Regions from separate parts of the Homo sapiens genome. Here region 1 is linked to region 2. A link is an interaction called in ENCODE POLR2A ChIA-PET data of the cell type or tissue named here. Cell type or tissue: PC-3. All regions are shown on one strand. Each heading gives the region's core, and the rest is flanking DNA. Links, peaks and the distances in the headings are about the cores only.

Region 1 (5,376 bases), core at 142-5,141, 1.6 Mb after region 2:
GCCTGCGGGATTGCTCCCCTCCTCCTCCTCATACCTAACCTGGGTGGGACGGCAGTGTGCAGCCACGTGTTGTTTTTACACGGCAAATTAATTGAGACACAAGCTTTTAAATGTCAGAAAAATCTAGCTCCAAATAAGTAAATTAGAACCTTTATGACTCAATAAAATGTTTCACCAAGCATTATTCCTAAGATATTTTCTCATTAAAAAAAATTATGCAGCCGGTGGAGTGGCTCACACCTGTAATCCCAGCACTTTGGGAAGCCAGGGCAGGTGGATCACTTGAGCTCAGGAGTTTGAGACCAGCCTGGGAAACATGGCAAAATCTCGTCTGTACAAAAAAATTAGCCAGGTGTGGTGGCATGTGCCGGTAGTCCCAGCTACTTGGGAGGCTGAGATGGGAGGATTGCTTGGGCCCGGGAGGTCGAGGTTGCAGTGAGCTGATACTGTGCCACTGCACTCCAGCGTGGGTGACAGAGTAAGACCCTGTCTCAAAATAATAATAATAATAATAATAATAATGCACCATTACCAACTTTTCCATTAAACTGACAGAGCCAATCATAGTACATACAAAGAACTTTCATGAGTGTCTTTGCTTCACGTCCCTCTCTTGAAAACCCTATGACAAAGATTTGGGGGCAAGCAGTTGATTTTGGGGGTGATCTCAGGAAGCACAGTGAAGGCAGGAGTGCAGGTACCCTAGAGAGAGGATCCCTGCCAGAGGGAACTTCGGTTCATCCCACTGGGACTGCATTGAGGTCTGAGCAGAACATGCCCCAGAACTGCCCCATGGAGGGAGGAGGGAGCTGGGACATTTATCCAACAACTCTCATCCTCCACACTGGGGGTCACTCCTGGGACCTTACCTTCCTGTCCTTTGTCCTTCAGCCTGCCCTGGGAACAGGGCCAGAGAGAGAACGTCTTCAGGAAAGACAGGCAGGGGGCAGCCCCGGGGGGTGTGGCAGACATCCTGGCCTCCAGCAGGATGAATGACAGTTGGTTTCATCCCCTGCACACAGCAAAGCTTCCATCTGAGTGTGGCTCTGAAGAATGTGGGTGCCACAGAACAGTCGATCAGGGCCACGGAACAGTTACATCAGAGCTGCAGAAGAGTCACATCAGAGCCACAGAACAGTCTCATAGAGCTGGAGAACAGTCTCATAGAGCTGCAGAAGAGTCTCATAGAGCTGCAGAACAGTCTCATAGAGCTGCAGAAGAGTGGCATCAGGGCCGCAGAATAGTCATATCGGGGCCACAGAGCAGTCGCATCAGAGCCGCAGAACAGTCACATCAGGGCCACAGAAGAGTTGCATTGGAGCTGCAGAAGAGTCACTTCAGAGCCACAGAACAGACACATAAGAGCCACAGAAGAGTCACATCAGAGCCACAGAGCAGTCACATCAGAGCCACAGAACAGTCGTATCAGGGCCACAGAACAGTCACATGGGGTTCTCTGAGGCGCCCCTCCTTCTTTCTGCTGCACTCCCTGCTTCCCCACCATCACTCACCCCAGGAGAAGCGGGAATAGGAGCTCACAGCCCCTTGACCCCACAACTCACTTCTCTGTGCCTGCCTCTCTCCTTCAAGGGACCCCAAGGTCTCCCAGTTGTTCATGCTGGAGACTAGAGGCCCCTGGGGCCTGCCCTGTGCCTCTTCCAGCACTTTCAATCAGCCTCTGGCCCTGGGGCACCCAGGACCTTCTGATCATTCTCCGTTCTTTCTCCATTCAGCCTCCCTGCTCTCCTGGCCATCGCTCTTGCCCAAGCTGCTACCTTCCTTCCCTCCAGAGAGAAGGCAGTGACCACTCGCTGGCGTCCACTCCCCATTTCAGTCCACACTGCTTCATGCCCCAGCCTGGGCCTGGCATTGTGGTGCTCCAGGAGCAGTTCCCAGACAGATAAGTGAACGAGCAGTCGGACGTCCTTTCAAACGTATCTGGAATGTGGCGTCCTGCCCTGTGGTAAGCAAAAGCACATACACATCTGCACACACACAGACACAGTCCATTCCCTGCCACTCAGGTGTCTACTCTCAGCCTAAACATCACACTCATGGATGGCCTCACTGGCCCTGAAACCATATGGGCCCTGCCGCGCTGCCCTGAACCTTCTCATCATACCCCTCATCACAATGGAATTAGATGTTTGCATAGTTCTGTATTTGGTAGTCTCCATGACACTGTAAACTCCTAGTGGGCCGGAATAACCACAGAATCCCTAGCCCCTGCTACCAAGCAAGGACTCAACCACGCATCCAGTGATGACGCAAGAATGAGTCAAAAGGAATTTGAAGAGGTGGCTGCAGCTGGTCCTCTGAGCATGGAGGGCTCCCTCCGGCATCATTAGGGTCGGGGTTTCAAAGGAGTGGAGAGCTCAAAGCTACCATCGTGGAAAACAGGGACTTGGAAGCAAAAGGGACAGAAGCCCGCTGGGCATGGCAGAAGGGGCTCAAGGTCACCAGACACAGGGAGCTTGGCCCCTGCTCTGTCACTCACGACCAAGGAGGGGGTCTTTGTCAAGACATCAACTCAGAACATAGATGGCAAAGCACGTGAGGCAGAGAGCCTCAGTGAAGAAGCACCGCCTCCTCTTCCAGCTGCTGAACAGACTCCAAGCAACTGAGCCCCTCAGAGGGAGGGGCCTCTCAGCGCCAGAGCCCCAGGGAACAGTGCGGCAGGCTGAAACCCAGCAATGAGGCCCCAGGGCTGCTGGGGAAGTTTCAAGGGCTCGGCCAACCTCCAGGGCCTGGAGTTGTGAAGGCTCCTGTGAGACATCCAGAGACAACTTGCAGAGATAAGCAGGGCCGCCTGACAAGGGGGGCCACGGCATTCGCCCTCCTCCCCAGCAGACTCCGAAATGGCGGCAAAAAGAAAACGTGGGCATCCAGCGTCTCAGGATGGGGAGGGGCAGGTCATGTGGGCAGGTCTCCTCACCTGCTCATGACAGGTGAGGAGAGGCTGGAGCTCCATCAGAACTAGTGGCCAGGACACCCCCAGCAGCCGCCCTGCAGCCAGCCCAGGGCACCTGGCCCAAGCTCCAACCTGGCCAGGGTTGGGCAAGATGACCCCCCCACACACACAAGAATTGGGAAACTCCCTGGATAAGTTTCAACCAGAGAGTCAGAGAAGAACCGTGGAAAACAGACCTGGGTCTGTTGATACTGTGGGAAGGACAGTGTCCTCCAGAACTAGTGACTTTCGGGATCTTACAGCTTCCTTTCTTGTGAAACCTTGCCTGTTTCCCTGCCTTTGCCAAGGGTAAAACCCATGTGTCAGTTTCCCGTCACTGCTGTAACAAAGCACACAAGCTCAAGGGCTTGCAGGACATATGCTTATTACCTGCTACAGACTGAGTGTGTCCCACCCAAATTCACGTGTTGAAATCTTAACCCCCAAGGTGCTGGTATTAGGAGATGGAGCCTTTGGGAGGTGATTAGTTCATAGGGATGAGGCTCTCATGAACGGCATTAATGCCCTTATAAAAGGGACCCTAGAAAGAGACTTTTCACCCCCTCCACCATGTGGGGACACAGTGAGAAGATGCCAGCTATAAACCAGGAAGTGGCCCTCGCCAGACATTAAATCTGCCAGCGCCTTGATCTCAGACTTCCCAGCCTCCAGAACTGTGAGAAATGAACATCTGTTGTTTATAAACTGCCCAGTCTATGGTGTTTTGTTACAGCAGCCCAGGCAGAATAACATGTTACCCTGCAGTTCCCGATGTCAGAAGTCTAAAATCAAGGTGTCAGCAGCGCCGTGTTCCTTTTGGAGTTTCAGGGGAGGATCCATTTCCTGCTTTTTTGGCTCCTAGACGCTGCCTGCATCCCTTGGCTCGTGGCCCCTCCTCCATCTTCAAGGCCAGAGGGCAGCCAGCCTCTTCAAACTTCTCTCCAGCTCTGATCTCCACTTCCTTCAATGACCCTCCTGCCCTCCTTCTTTCCCTGCTTGGACCCTTGTGATGACATTTGGGGCCCACCTGGATATCCAGGAAAATCTCTCCAGCTCAAGATCCTTCACTTAGTCACCTCTCCCAAGTGCCTTTGCCTTCTGGGGTCACATATCTGGGGATGAGGATGCAGACATCTTGGGGGGCCTTTATTCAGTCTACCACAGAATGAACAGTCATTTGTGTGCTTGTTCTCAAGACGTCAGAGTGTAGAAGGCCGTGAGGGGCTTGAATGCAGCTCCGGGATTGTGGGGCTGAGGGCAGGGGCCGGGGACCCAAGGAAGGGAGAGCCACAGGCCAATGGGAAGGAAAAGAACAGCAAGCTAGGAGCTGGGTGGAATTGAGAACGACCCCATCATTCAGCCGGCAGGCAGCCAGGGTTCACCAGCTTGGATATAGGCAGGATTCAGGCAATACACTCTGGAAGGCCATCTCTACCGGCAGGGTCACCGTCATCTTCCTAACGCCATGGCGAAAGGAATGACTTCTCATTTATCCTAAGTGCATCTGACAGGCTTTCGGGCCTGTTTCCATTCTCTAAGACCCAGAGTACATGGCTCCAAATAGAAAGAACAAGATTCATGCAAAGAATGAAAGTGATGGATGGAGTTTAACATCGGCTTAGGAAGACGAAGCTGGCTGTCAAGCCATGTTCCTAACCAAGCTCGATGCTGAAAGGTGGAGTCTGTTTATATTCCTGCCACGCATTTGTTCAGTTGCACAATGGTCACTGCCAGCACAGCTCAGACCTTTGATCAGCTCCCGGGGACTCGGGCCTCTTTTTCTCCCCTTCTGCTGGGAAGAGCCGTCGCAACGGGGCATTTGTGGCAGACTCTTCCTGAGATTAAGTGACAACTGGTGGGAGGGGCCGTGGCAGCATGTCTTCCGGGGAACAGGAGAGCTCCCAGTTGGGCCCTGGGGACTGTGACCCTCCCTGCTACCTCCAGACCCGTCCTCCCAACCCTGCCACTTTTGTTTGTTCCTTGATTCTTTCTGTTGTAATGGCTTTATTGCGATATACCGCACATGCTATTCAATTCACCCATTTAAAGTGTACAATTCACTTTTTAGCATGGAGTTGTGTGACCATCCCCGCCGTCCATTTTATAACATTTTCATCACCCCCAAAAAGAAGCCCCTTTAGCTGTCACTTCCTCAATCCTCCTAATCTCCTTTTCACCCTGCGCCCTAAGCAACCACTTATCTGCTTTCTGTTTCCACGAATTTGCATATTCTGGACGTGTCATGTAAATTGAGCCATACAATTTTGGGTCTTCTGTATCTGTTTCTTTTACTTAGCCCAATATTTTCTTTTCTTTTTTAATTTAATTTTTTTTATTTTACTTAAAGTTCCGGGTTACGAGTGCAGAACATGCAGGTTTGTTACATAGGTATACATGTGACATGGTGGTTTGCTGCACCTATCAAC
Region 2 (5,376 bases), core at 145-5,144:
CAAAGCCATCCTGGGCCACATGTGGCTGTGGGTTGGACAAGCCTGCTCTCCCTCTACAGAGGCAGATCGGATCTACTTTCATGGGTCAGAACAAAGCTTTTAAAAAGTGAAAGTCACATCTTTAGTGTTGGCTTTGGTGGTGGGCTTAGCGGGCTCAGCAGGCCCCGCACAGAGAGACCGAGCCTGCTGCGCGTTTGGGTGACTGCGCAGGCGCACTCGGCTTTAACAGGGAGGCTTTCGCTGAGCGCTACTGCTGCTCTCCATGGAACCCGAAGCCCAGTGACGCGGCTGCCCTCTCCTGGGTTTCACAGGGTCTTGACTAGTTAGTGCTCCTGTCATGCCATCCTTGACCACAAAAAATAAACTTACCAGAAGAGAGAAACTTTAAGTAATGTAAAACCTAGCATGGAACCTATGAAATTTTACAGAGAAATAGTAAATTGACAACGAATGCACATCTTTCCTTTTATTTGAAAAGACAATTCACCTAACTGTGTTGACCCTGCATCCCTTTCTGTATGGACAAGAGGTACGAAAATGACTCCTTGAAGCATGACTGTCAGTGTGCGTCAGTGTATCGGGGGACTGGCACAGCATGAGTGATCAAGTCTCTTATCCATCCACAGCAAGAACCCGGGAGCATGACAAAGGGAACGCATGTTACCTGTAGAAGGGGTTCATCCTGCACCCACATGCAGTAGAAGAGCCCCTTCCAGATTTTCAGAAGTTCTTCCTGACTGAAACCTCCTGGAAGGCAAAACAATACAAACATCTTAGAGTCTATGCATCTCTTTTCTTCAAGTTTAGAAAGTGGTGAAGTATCACATACATTTTAATTCTCTTTCGTTTGCACGTCTTTTTAAAAAATTGAAGCAAACATTTCCTTATTGTTATAAAAGAAACACAAATAAATTACTACTGTACCTGCAGCTTTATCAGCTACAGGGTAGGGTGGCAGTGGTGGCCCGGCCTCAGCGTGAGGAAGCAAATGTCATCACAACACAAAATTCATGAACAAAGTGGCCACTTATGAAATCGGCTCCTCATCAACGCCCTCCCCGCCCACCACGTGCAGCCATCCTGCACACTGACATTTTCGCTGGTCTTGTGAAGTAAAACTGCAAATCTTACAAGAGATGCGGGGGACCTGCTCAAGTCATATGAAGCCCCAGCAACGGGCAGCCCCACTTCCGAGGAACAGAAAACCAGCCAGGCTGAGGACACAGGAGCTCCAAACAGTACATCTGAAAGTCAAAGGCCTAGGAAAGGGCCTGGGGACACTGACGCTGCTTTGGAATATTTTTGCAAAAATTACCTTTTAAGGATCCTAGTATAAGGTCAAAAGTGGCTGCCTCCCAGTCACCCTCCCTGTAACGGTGATCATTTACTGTGGCATCACCAGGTTGGCTTTGTCAATCACCCTCCCTGCAACGGTGATCATTTACTGTGGCATCACCAGGTTGGCTTTGTCAATCACCCTCCCTGCAACGGTGATCATTTACTGTGGCATCACCAGGTTGGCTTTGTCAATCACCCTCCCTGTAACGGTGATCATTTACTGCAGCATCACCAGGGTTGGCTTTGTTCTGACTCTAGCTACTCAGGGCTCTACCTCTGCCTTCATGATCTATGATTGAGTGACCAGTCTCGTTCAGCCTTAAATCTCCTGAGTAGACCCCAGGTGTCATAAAGTATTTGCTGACTGACATAAAGAATCACAAAATGATAAGGTAGGTGTACAGTCTTGGAGTTTCCGAGCCTATGGATACATGAAATTAGAACACAAACAGAATCCTCAAGTCTTGATGTGTGTTACAAATGGTCTTTATTAGGATTTTACTAGGAGATCCTAGGAGAAATCTTTTGGAGCAACAAAGTGCTATAAACTAGATGAATGCAAACAAATATTTAGAATCAATGTGATCTTAATACTCCAAAAGATGCTTAAAAAGTGACAAAAAGGGCCAGACGCGGTGGCTCATGCCTGTAATCTCAGCACTTTGGGAGGCTGAGGTGGGCGGATCACGGGGTCAGACGATCAAGACCATCCTCACTAACACAGTGAAACCCCGTCTCTACTAAAAATACAAAAAAAATTAGCCGGGTATGGTGGCGGGCGCCTATAGTCCCAGCTACTCCAGAGGCTGAGGCAGTAGAATGGTGTGAACCCAGGAGGTGGAGTTTGCACTTTGCAGTGAGCTGAGATTGCGCCACTGCACTCCAGCCTGGGCGACAGAGCGAGAGTCCGTCTCTTAAAAAAAAAAAAAAAAGTGACAAAAAGACCTTTTAATGGACCAAAGTTTGTTTAGTGTATTCAGAGTGCGTTAACCTTAATTTACAGGTATTGATTTCCACTTTGCTAAGGGTCTTTCTCCCATCAACAATTTTATAATGGTACATTTTGATTCTTTTTTTTTTTTTTGAGATAGAGTCTTGCTCTGTTGCCCAGGCTGGAGTGCAGTGGCACAATCTAGGCTCACTGCAACCTCTGCCTCCTGGGTTCAAGCGATTCTCCTGCCTCAGCCTCAAGAGTAGCTGGGATTATAGGCGCGTGCCACCACGCCTGGCTAATTTTTTGTATTTTTAGTGGAGACAAGGTTTCACCATGTTGGCCAGGCTGGTCCGGAACTCCTGACCTCAGGTGATCTGCTGGCCTCGGCCTCCCAAAGTGCTGGGAATACTGGCATGAGCCACCACACCCGGCCTGCATTTTGATTCTTTTATGATAGTTTTCCATGTAAAACCAGGATATCAGGAACTAACATAAAACTAGTTTATTAAAGTATATTCCCTTTCACAGTTGGAGAGAAGATGTACCAACTGGTTCTCTTGCCCTCTTGTTATGAACAAGTCATGCCTGGGGATCCTCACGTGGATAATGTAAGTATGGTATGAGTAATAAACCCCACTAGAGCTGAGCCAACTGCGGTCATGATTGCAGTAACTTTTTTTTTCTTGGCCACAGTGACCTGCACTTATATTTAATCATGTTCAAAGACCACATATATCCCCAGTGAATTGAAGGCTTTGGGCAAGGATCATAAATAGCTGCTAAAACATTAGATGAAAAGATATCACCCAGGCGTGGCGGCTCACTTGAGCTCAGGAGTTTGAGACCAGCCTGGGCAACACAGCAAAACCCAATCTCTACAACATTGTACTCCATGGAGCTTGGGCGACAGAGCAAGACCCTGTCTTAAACACACACACACACACACCAACAACAAAACCAAAAAATTGGCAGAGCATGGTGGCATGTGCCTGTAGTCCCAAGTACTCAGGTGGCTGAAGTGGGAGGATGACCTGAGCCCAGGAATTTGAGGCTGCAGTAAGCTATAATCGTGCCACTGCACTCCAACCTGGGCAACAGAGCAACTCTGTCTCTCAAACAAACAAACAAACAAACAAACAAACGATATTAAGAAACTTGAAAGTGGATGTGTCAGACCATCAACACCCAAACCCACCGACCGATCATTAACATGCACAGGCAATAATCACGCATCAGATGCCAGAGGTGATGCCAACAGGAAGAACGCTGCACCAACCTATGAAGTATTCTTACAAAAGTAAGTGTCAAAAAAAAAAACACCCAACTGTGTCAAATCTTAACTATTAATATTAGTTTATAGGAAATACAGGGGACAGAGGAACATGGTAAGTGAGACAACAGGATGCAGTCAACAAACCCCAAATATGTGAAACTCTACAAGGCATATGACCTATGTCCCCAACAAATAAACTGTACAGAAAAAGATGGGTAAGAACTGTTAGATTTTAAGAGCGTCTTGGCAGACATATTAACCAAATGCAGTGGGTGGTCCTCATTTGGATTGCTCATAAAAAACATTTGATGAGAAAAACTAAACAGATTGGATATTTCATGCTATTAAGGATTTTTTTTTTTTTTTTTTGGAGACAGTTTCACTCTGTCGCCCAGGCTGGAGTGCAGTGGTGCAATCTCGGCTCACTGCAACCTCTGCTGCCCAGGTTCAAGCGATTCTCCTGCCTCAGCCTCCCACGTAGCTGGGATTACACGCACCTGCCACCGCACCCAGCTAAGTTTTGTAGTTTTTAATAGAGACGGGGTTTCGCCATGTTGGCCAGGATGGTCTCAGTCTCTTGACCACATGATCCCCCCACCTTGGCCTCCCATAGTGCTGGGATTACAGGCGTGAGCCACCAGGCCTGGCAGCCATGCTAGTTTTAAGGGGGAAAGTGAAGCACAACTTTGTGCAGGAGCTCAACTGCTGGTGCCAGCACCTTGTTTTTCTCCACTGCAACCTCTGCTGCCCCAAAGATTGTCTCCATTCTCAGACAGGCTCCACCTGTGTTACAAGGTGGCTGGGAGCAGGTACAAACTGTGTGTTCTCTTCAAGTCCAGTAAGGAGAGAGCTAGAAACTCCTAAGGACTGAGCAAGAAGATTTTTACCTGCAGAGGGTCACTTGGCTTTTCTTGAACCTGTCCTGTGGCCAAGGGAATTCTGCTGAATTGGCAGAAGCCGCCGCCTCTCCACGTGGGGTAAGCCCCACCCAGACCACAGAGTCCCTCCACACCCTGCTTGAAGGTGGAGAGCCTTGGAGGGAAATCCCAATGTAGCTGCCCAGCAAGGACAAGGAGTGCCCTGAGCCTGACCCCATGCAGTAACCTGGGTCCTTCAAATCCTCTCTTTGGGTTTAAGCTGGTTAATGCTCCTGCACTTCCAGTTGCATCACTGTCTTAGTCTGTTGCGCTGCTATAAAGGAACACCTGACGCTAAGAGGTTTATTTGGCTCGAGGCTCTGCAGGCTGTACAAGCATGGCTCCAGCATCTGCTTCTGGTGAGGACCTCAGGGAGTGTCCCATCTTGGCTGGAGGGGAAGGGGAGTTGTCATGTCACATAGCAAGGGAGGAGGAAGGTGCCAGGCTCTTTAACAGTCAGATCCCACAGGAACTAGGAGTGCGCGCTCATTTAATCCTGAGAATGGCACCAAGGGTTCCGCTGGAACCCAGGAGGCGGAGGTTTCAGTGAGCCAAGATCGCACCACTGCACTCCAGCCTGAGCGACAGAGCAAGACTCCATCTCAAAAAATAAACAAATAAATAAAATAAAATAAAACTAGCATGGCGTAGATGTTCTGTCAAGTTGCAACTGAAAGAGTCCTAACTAATAAAAACACGTTTATTGCAAAGAACCTTACCACCATCAAAGTGATATAATCACAAGCTTGTCTTGCTCCCTGCCTCCTGAATCCCAGGCTCTGAACCAGAGGGACTGATGCAACCTGTCTGATGTGTATCTTTCCAGATCTTTCCTGGGCATTTATTTACAGAACAGTTACAGGTAGTGCAGAAAAGCACAGTTGTGTGTGTGACCTAAATGGCATAATATTCTG

What was found. Peaks named below come from ENCODE experiments on the same cell type or tissue, not always from the same donor. Only the 100,000 strongest peaks of a DNase experiment are listed, where the experiment ranks them.
Region 1: POLR2A ChIA-PET joins it to region 2 with 7 read pairs; 1 of 35 experiments calls an interaction of 5 or more read pairs at or near these places.

The regions. Positions count from the first base shown.
Region 1 is chr21:42,037,476-42,042,851 of GRCh38, reverse strand. It overlaps LOC107985502 (a long non-coding RNA gene), which reads right to left and starts at 2,193. Exons shown (of 2, transcript XR_001755063.3): 1 at 870-2,193. RefSeq lists enhancers at 1,347-1,850, 2,357-2,860. In PC-3, for the core only: no CTCF peak of the experiment used is centred there; DNase peaks (open chromatin) are centred at 2,111 and 3,191; H3K27ac peaks cover 2,917 bases.
Region 2 is chr21:43,665,255-43,670,630 of GRCh38, reverse strand. RRP1B (ribosomal RNA processing 1B) reads right to left here. Exons shown (of 16, transcript NM_015056.3): 2 at 665-747. Among named protein-coding and RNA genes, the nearest start is that of RRP1B, 8.4 kb to the right of the region's middle. In PC-3, for the core only: no CTCF peak of the experiment used is centred there; a DNase peak (open chromatin) is centred at 2,900.